Linked DNA regions of Mus musculus: regions 2 and 3 are each linked to region 1. A link is a loop called in an ENCODE intact Hi-C map of the cell type or tissue named here. Cell type or tissue: left cerebral cortex. All regions are shown on one strand.

Evidence for each region. Hi-C counts contacts between places; a loop is a spot of excess contacts. Peaks named below come from ENCODE experiments on the same cell type or tissue, not always from the same donor. Only the 100,000 strongest peaks of a DNase experiment are listed, where the experiment ranks them.
Region 2: a loop joins it to region 1, with 3 times the contacts of the local background. A loop is called at or near these places in 5 of 42 quality-filtered maps.
Region 3: a loop joins it to region 1, with 4 times the contacts of the local background. A loop is called at or near these places in 4 of 42 quality-filtered maps.

The regions. Positions count from the first base shown.
Region 1 is chr2:37,814,773-37,817,272 of GRCm38, reverse strand. It overlaps Dennd1a (DENN/MADD domain containing 1A), which reads left to right. Exons shown (of 23, transcript NM_001362973.1): 20 at 269-357. Among named protein-coding and RNA genes, the nearest start is that of Crb2, 40 kb to the right of the region's middle. In left cerebral cortex, CTCF peaks have their summits at 1,412 (motif pointing left) and 2,285; DNase peaks (open chromatin) are centred at 1,405 and 2,065.
Region 2 is chr2:38,578,314-38,580,813 of GRCm38, reverse strand. All of the region lies in intron 8 of Nek6 (NIMA (never in mitosis gene a)-related expressed kinase 6), which reads right to left. Among named protein-coding and RNA genes, the nearest start is that of Gm35808, 46 kb to the right of the region's middle. In left cerebral cortex, no CTCF peak of the experiment used is centred here; DNase peaks (open chromatin) are centred at 1,398 and 1,832.
Region 3 is chr2:37,905,257-37,907,756 of GRCm38, reverse strand. All of the region lies in intron 13 of Dennd1a (DENN/MADD domain containing 1A), which reads left to right. Among named protein-coding and RNA genes, the nearest start is that of Crb2, 130 kb to the right of the region's middle. In left cerebral cortex, no CTCF peak of the experiment used is centred here; DNase peaks (open chromatin) are centred at 108 and 1,295; H3K27ac peaks cover 752 bases.

The DNA of each region.
Region 1 (2,500 bases):
TGTTGTTCACACCTCAGTCAGCTCTCTGAGAGGCCACTGGGTCTGCAGATGAGGAGAGCCTTTCTGGCTTAAATTCCAGAGAGCATATATATCCATATGCTGTATGTTAAGTGGTGGTGTTTACGTAATAACCAGGAGACCATGGTAGCCCAGGCCTGGAGAACCTGTAACCAAGCCCTCTGGGGCTGTTTACCCAAATGTTCACAGTGGACCTGTGGGGCCTTTTTAACTCACTCCTTCTTGGGGATTTCCCCATGTTCATCCTTAGGTACGGCCTCCTCGTCCACATGTCGTCAGGAGACCCAAGAGCAACATCACTGTGGAAGGCAGGAGGACATCTGTCTCAAGCCCTGAGCAGTGAGTACTATTGCTCCCTCTCATCTCTCCCCAGGAACCCAATGAGCCAGAGCTTTGTGGTGACCAAGCATGTAGCCCCAGCCTTCCTCTTGGAGGCTCCTTTGAAATGCTGAGCAGGTGTTAAATAAGGCCAGACAGGGAACTTGGTCATTGGTGTCAGAGTCTGAGCCTCTGTTGTCACATCAGGAACCTGGGCTGTGCTTTGAGTGGTGCAGCTCAAAGGCAGTCAGCCACATTCCAAAGGAAGCCCCAGGCCTCTTAACACTGAAGAGTCCACAGGTGAGAGTAAGCTGCCTTGTCAAAGAAGCGTTCCTGCAAGGCCAAGCCCCATTGTAGGCTTACTGCTCTTCAGTCTCCACGGCTTGAGCTTATCAGAAAGCATCCTCACCATTGCTCTCTCCTCAGCCATAGCACCTGTGCTATTAGGCCTTTCCTTCAAACTTCCCCCTGACCTAGAGGACCTCTGGACACCCTGTGACCCAGCCTAGAGCCAGCTTCAGTAACATCTTGAGTGGCTGTTAGATAGATGGGAGATGGAACCTGCAAGCTGTAGACAGTTCCAACCTGGAGAGAGAAACACTATTTCCCCTTGTCCTGGTATGCATAGCCCTAGGCTCAGCTATTCACCAGCTTCCTTGGATATCTTTAGAAATACTGTAGATATCACAGATCCATCTTGGCCTAGGGTGGTTTGAGGACTGAGGGGGAAAAACTATTCTTTGTGTGAAAGGGAAGAATGCCTCTCTTTGCAAAGAAGTGGTGCCAAAATAGAAATGATTCCAAAATGTCAGGCTATGGCCTACCTCAGTGTACTTCATTTCTCCCATAATCCTCTGCTTTATAGATCCAGCCTTCCTGAATGGTAAAGACCATTCAGGGAGAACACCAGAGTGGGAAAATATATGTTTATTTCTGGAGATGCTTGGATATGTGAGATTTTGAAGAGGGGATACCTGAAGTGAGGGCATATTTAACTTGGGCTCTACACATTGCTGTGGTGGACATAGTGAGGGACATCTCCTTTGCCGTGGCTTATGACTGCCCCCTTGTGGTGAGAATGCTGCATGGCTCTGGGTTTCCTCTTGCCTTAAAGATTTCTCTTGGAGGGAATGGAATTAGCCACCTCTTCATAGCTGATCTAAGTGTCCTGGGATAGAAACCACGGACCTGTAGCTATTGAGTCTTAAATTAAGGATATCCTTGTATAACACACGCACACATCCCAGACTGGCAGCAGTCCACATCCTATGGAAACGCATTCCCCACTTTGTGGTCCTGATTAGAGATTGGACTCACCACCCACATTTATTTATGCTGTTCCTGTTCCAAACCCAGTGACAGGAGTAATTCTTTAGTGTGTGCAAGAAGCTGGCTGTGTCAAGAAGGTAGCTCTTCCTGGTAATTGCCCTAGCCCGGTCGGCATCACTTCAGTATTTTCGTGTAATGTGCCTGTCTTAGATTTCTTTCCAGAAAGCATCAAGTTGAGATGAACTGGGCAAGAGTGTGGGGGCTGGTTCAGAGGGCTGGCAAACACAGTGACAGGAATCAAAAGACACCTCACTGCAGCTCAGACTGGCCAGCGGGTAGCAAAGGATGTTCTAAGACGTCATCGCTAGGGTTTCTCTTCACATTTTCTTAATGAGGAAGAGGCGAGGCTGTATTCTCATCATGCCAATGACATTTCTGGTGCCACCCGGGTGTTTTCCTGCATCTCTTCCATGCTGCCATCCTCTACCCCCACCCATGCTCCTCCACTTCCAAATGCCATGTCACAACAGCACTTGGATGTGTTTCTCTCAACTGTCACCAGCTCCAGCTGGCAAGACCAAGTTCTTGAAACACAGGAAGCATCCAGCGGAAAATATTTTAATAAAACAGACTCCTCAAATATTGTTCTGGAAGGGAAGGAAAACAGCGCCACCAATCTGTCAGCTCCATGTTGGGAGAGTTGGAAGGAGGGGCTGGGAGGCAGGAGCCAGCATCTAGTGGTCTTTGTGGAGGGTGGCTCCTGGTGGTACACGTGGACTCAGGGCCTGCCCTTTGAACCACTGTGACTTGTCTTGAGTCCTAGTTCTTTATCTCTGCTGAGGATATCAAAGTGTACTGGGCTCTTAGAGGGTTTAGGCTGCAGCTGAAGGGGTGA
Region 2 (2,500 bases), 760 kb before region 1:
AATCTGTTGGGTCTTCACAAATGCGGCCCTTTACAACTAACTCTAAATGTCTCAGAAAAATGGGGCAAGGGGTGATCCATCGTCTATTCTTTCTCTCCAGCACCTTCCCCTCATCATCCCAGAGAGCTGCTGTGCACAGGGTTAGCAGTGAGTCGTCCCTGCTACCGGAGCTTCTCCATTCTAAGCTGCAGGTTCTATCAGAAGCCATGTCCAAACTACTCACCGTCCAGCTGCTGGCCGTGGGCCTGCCATCCTGATAAGGACAGCAGGCTGTGAAGTAACTTGAGGGCCTACTGACGACATGGGGATTATAACGATTACCCAGGATGGCAAGATCTACTCAGACCGGTGGCCAGCCAGCCCCAGGAAGGTTGGAGCAAAGGGCTTGCTGTTGGGGGACAGATCCCTGCTACCTCCAGACCACCAGAGTCATGGCTCTCTTCATATGTTTAAGTATGTGTCTGTGTCTCAAACAACCTAAGGTTTCCTTCCTAAGGAAGGAAACCTGACTTAAGAAAAGGATCTCTTTTGTCTGTCACCCATCTTCTCCCAAATACAGCCTGTAGTGAAGCGTGACCAGGAGAGTATGTGTGGCCCAGTTCTCAGGGGTAGGGGGGTAGGCTTTCTGGGCCATTCTACTGTTTAAGCCAGAATTCCAAAGCAGCTTTCTCCAGCCCACTGGCTTGCTGGGTTTCCGTCCCCACTGCAAGGGGCTGGTACCAAGTGAGCCTTCAGCTTCATTGGCCACTCCACCTCCTCCACAGGGAAAGTGCACAGGGGCTTCAGCCAGTCCTCGGGGTTCAAGAAAGGATGTCAAGGGGATTATTTCTGATCTTACACACTTCCTGCCCCAGATCATGTTGGCATGGCGTATGTTCCACGGGGTCCACATGAATTCTCAATGGTTTAAGTTAAGCAGGAAGCAGAAAAGGCAGTGGTGGGGGGAGGAGAGAGTTTTGTCCTAGCTCTTTAAGCTGATATCAGGAGAAGACACCACAGGTGGTCTCAGGGAGGTGGCAGCCATGACTGCAGGACACCTCTTGCCAATTACCCAGTGCTGGGCCCAGATGAGGCCCCTCCTTGTCTGCTGGGAAAATATACACTTCTTTCCCTGATGCACTGCAGGGGTGCAGAGGGGTGCCAGTTTCAACAGAGCCCACTGTCACCCTTGAGGGCAGCCCATGAATGGCCATGGCTGCCTTTTGTCCTGTCCTTGTGGGCGAATATTCCTAGAGGACTGATTGATTTATTTGGCTTCCCACTGCCTTTTGCTCCTGCATAGCTACAAGGCACTCAGCGACACACTGCCAACAACTAGATCAACTGACTAAGCTGAGCCCTGCCGCCACGCTGGAAGCCACCTCCTCAGGTATGTGTGTAGGACTTAGAACAGCCTGCTTGGCTGGGAATCCATCGAGGCTATGGTCGTGGGCTTGGTGCAGACCAAGACTGGGCTGCGTTTGCCACTAAGGAGCTGTAACAAAGGCTTGGACAGGGACCAGGGCTGGCAGGAACAGAGGGAGCCAGCTGTCATCTTCCATCGGCCCTGGGGGATGCACAGAGCTCTTCTCTCAGGCAGACTGGCCTGTATTTGTTTATGTTTAGAGACACTTGTGACTTTAAGGGGACAGGAAGCAGTTTCTGAAAATACACAACAGAGGATGAAGAAAGAAAATGATAAGCCATCTGGACTAGGGACAGTATACATGAGAATAGGTCAAAGGGGACTCCCTCCATAAGGACCCAAGCTGAGCAGTGCTGAGACCTCCTGTTGGCCAAAGCAAAAAGGGAAATGTGTCAAGCTGTTGGGCTTCTAAAGCCTGGCAGCAAATGCCAGCTGCACAGCTCAGCTGGTTGATGGGTTCACAGAGAGGCCGGAGTGTCTGGAGCTGGGTGCCTCCATCGCAGGGCCTCATGTACTTCCCTCTCCAAGGCAGGGAGACTCCATCCCACACAAGGGGCTGACTTGCCCAGGCTGGGCTCTTGCCGGGCCCAGCATCTCTCCCCCAACGCCTGAGAGTTCTGTGGACATGCTCACAAACATGAAGTCAAAATTGCTTATTCTTGCTGACCTTACACATTAAGAGTATTTGGAAGCTCCTGAACAGCTGTCCCCTCACCCCAGCACCTGGCACGCATGGGCGATGCTCTCAGAGGAGTCTCTGAATCCATCTGATCTCCTGCCCTAGCCAGGTGTTCACTAAGACTATTCCTGAAACTGAAGCCCAGAGTATCAAAAAGGCTCGACCGGCCCCACTGTTGACTGCTCTGGCCTGAAAGGCCCATAGGCCTTCCCGACACTGGGCTACCAAGCCCCAGGAGGTGGCCCACCCAACCAGTCTACAAGGACATTCTAGGCAGCCCTTTCCAGCCAGGCATTTAAAATGCCTCATTTTCAGCGGGGGCACAGCTCGGCAGTAACGCTTCTCTGTCCTACCAGGCCTTGGCTCCACACCGTCCCCTGCAGACGAGAAAAATGCAGTGCCTGCCCTAAAGGATC
Region 3 (2,500 bases), 90 kb before region 1:
TAGACACTAAAGCCCTTTTACCACAAGGCTGCCTTCCATGAGTTTACTTGAAAGTGAATATTCCATATGCATTTGAAAACTTGCCTGTCAGTGTTCCAGGAAGCGTGGTAGCCAGTGTAAGCTTTTCTTCCTATTCCTGGGGTATTTGTAAAGTTAATTTGAACCTACAGTGTGCTTCCCCCAAAGCTCAGGGTGGCATGTAGGCAGTAGGGCCTATATCTCTTTTAGCCATTCCAGGGGATAGGGAAGGCTTGACCTACATTAGGGCAGGAGAATCATATTGAATTTTTTTCTTTATTTTCTGCTTTTTTAAAAAATGTTTGTATAATAAAGGGTGGAAGGTGAACAAACTGGCCTGTTCTCATCGAGATAAGAACACTAGCAACAAGGTCCTTTCTTTAATTCTTAATAGTACACTTTAACCAGTCCGAGGCATTGATTCAAACTAGTTTTATTGAATGGAAGAGGGACAGAGAAATGTACAGAGGTTTCTGTTGCATTGCTGTGAGCAGTCTTGACACAGCCAGTGGTGGTCATCAAATCAGTTCTTGACTAATTGTCAACACCTTGCTGCTAACACCATGAGCCTAATTCTGCCCTCCGGTCTTCCAGTCCACCCTGTCAGCCATACTACCTGGACTCAAGGAGGCTGTGTCACAGACTTCAAAGCCCCACCCTTTCCAGTGGCAACATGACCTTGTTTTCCTAGCAGTTCTTTGGGTGGCTTCTCCTGTGCCACTGACTGCTTTTCAGTCACATGACCATACCCTAGGCAGTCACTGGCAGTGGTCTCAGTCTCAGAGATGAGACCACTAGAACTGGCCCAGGAAATGAGACTGGAACACTTGTCCTTGAAGGAGAGGCCAGGGTTATATGAGTCTGTTAGAGACAGGCTAGAGTCTTGGGTAAGTTGTGATCCCAGGCGTGCACACACACAAACACAGACACAGACACACACACACACACACACACACACACACACACACACCCTGGAGCTTTCACTCCAGGGAAGCCAACAGTAGTGAAGGTGACAGGAGCATTCCGTTCTCAAAAGCAAGTCATCAGGCTTCTTTGGAGAGAAAGAAGGTCCCCAGGGCATTTCTGTGGCCTTCCTCTGTGTTCTCTGTGGGTCTGGGCACTCACTGTTCCTGTGAAGCATCACCATGGCCACTTTTCTCAGAAGGGGCCTACAGTGGGGTATCAACAGAGCCAGAGGGAGAGGCTAGAGGCACGCTGGATTCTGGATGTGGGGATGAGTAGGCAGGATCAACCTGATTAGCATTGTGCTGGGGTTGTTTTCCTAGCTGCAGCTTTTGGTTTTGAGGATGATATTTTGAGAACTGCTGTCTCCGTGGGAATATCTTGGTTATGTACAGCAGAGCTATCTCTGTGTCTACATTTTCTTGTTTAACACATGGCTGTCTTTATAATGAGTGCCTTCTTTATGTGGGGTTATCAGAGTAACTCTGAATCTATTTTACAACTAAATTAATGATATCCAGGAAACATTTATTTGGCTCCTTTTCTATTTATAATATTGTTACCAACTAATTGCCTTTGAATGTTCCTACTTACAGGGTCCTTTGTGCTAGTTAAAACCCATCCCACGTAGGTGAATCCCTAATGCCACTCAGGACTCTCCAGTCACTTGTGAAGTTTCTCTTCTTGTCATGATGACAGGAACAATCATAAGAATACATACCAGGGCAAAAGGCCAAGTTGAGACAGCATCTAAAAATAACAATGTGTATTATTGGGTTTATCTGATGATAAAAGTAATATATTTTCATTGTAAAACATTTGTGAAAGACAGAAAAGCGAAAAGAGGGGAAGATCACTCAGTGGCCAACCCCACCCCCAGGCAATCTGCATCAGGGTTAGCACATTTCTTTCCAAATCATTTTATGCCTTCTTATGTAATTAAACTTACATGGTCAATACAATACTTTTCTTCTTTTATATAGTCTTTATTGTACATTTTTCTCATACCCAAGACATTATCCTTACTCACCGATTATGATTCCTTTGTTGAATTTGGTTACCTGTTCCCCACTTAATATACATTTTCCTTTTTGCTGTTTCCTTACTCACATGAACACATGCAAATTTCGTTTTAACTCATTATTTTCATTCAATTTTTTTCTCATGCTGTTTGGCAAGTATCTGTTTTTCTACCATGAATATTGCCCTGTGTCCACTGATCTACTGTCCTCTTGATTTTATTTTGTTTCCTACTGTTTTAAATTCTTATTTACCTGGGTTTTTCCATATACTTTCCACATTAACTTTGTTCTTACAAGTGTATATAACAATTTTTTTAGACTCAGACATTTTTTTCTTAAATAGAAAAGTTCCATATATTGCAGTTCCAGATATTTTATTTTATTCATAAATTATAGTAAGTAAACATCTCTTTAAAATAGAATTTCACCATTTTTCTTTTCTTTTATCTATTTATTTAAAAATCCAAAGCTATGGGAGGATTGGAAACAACATATCG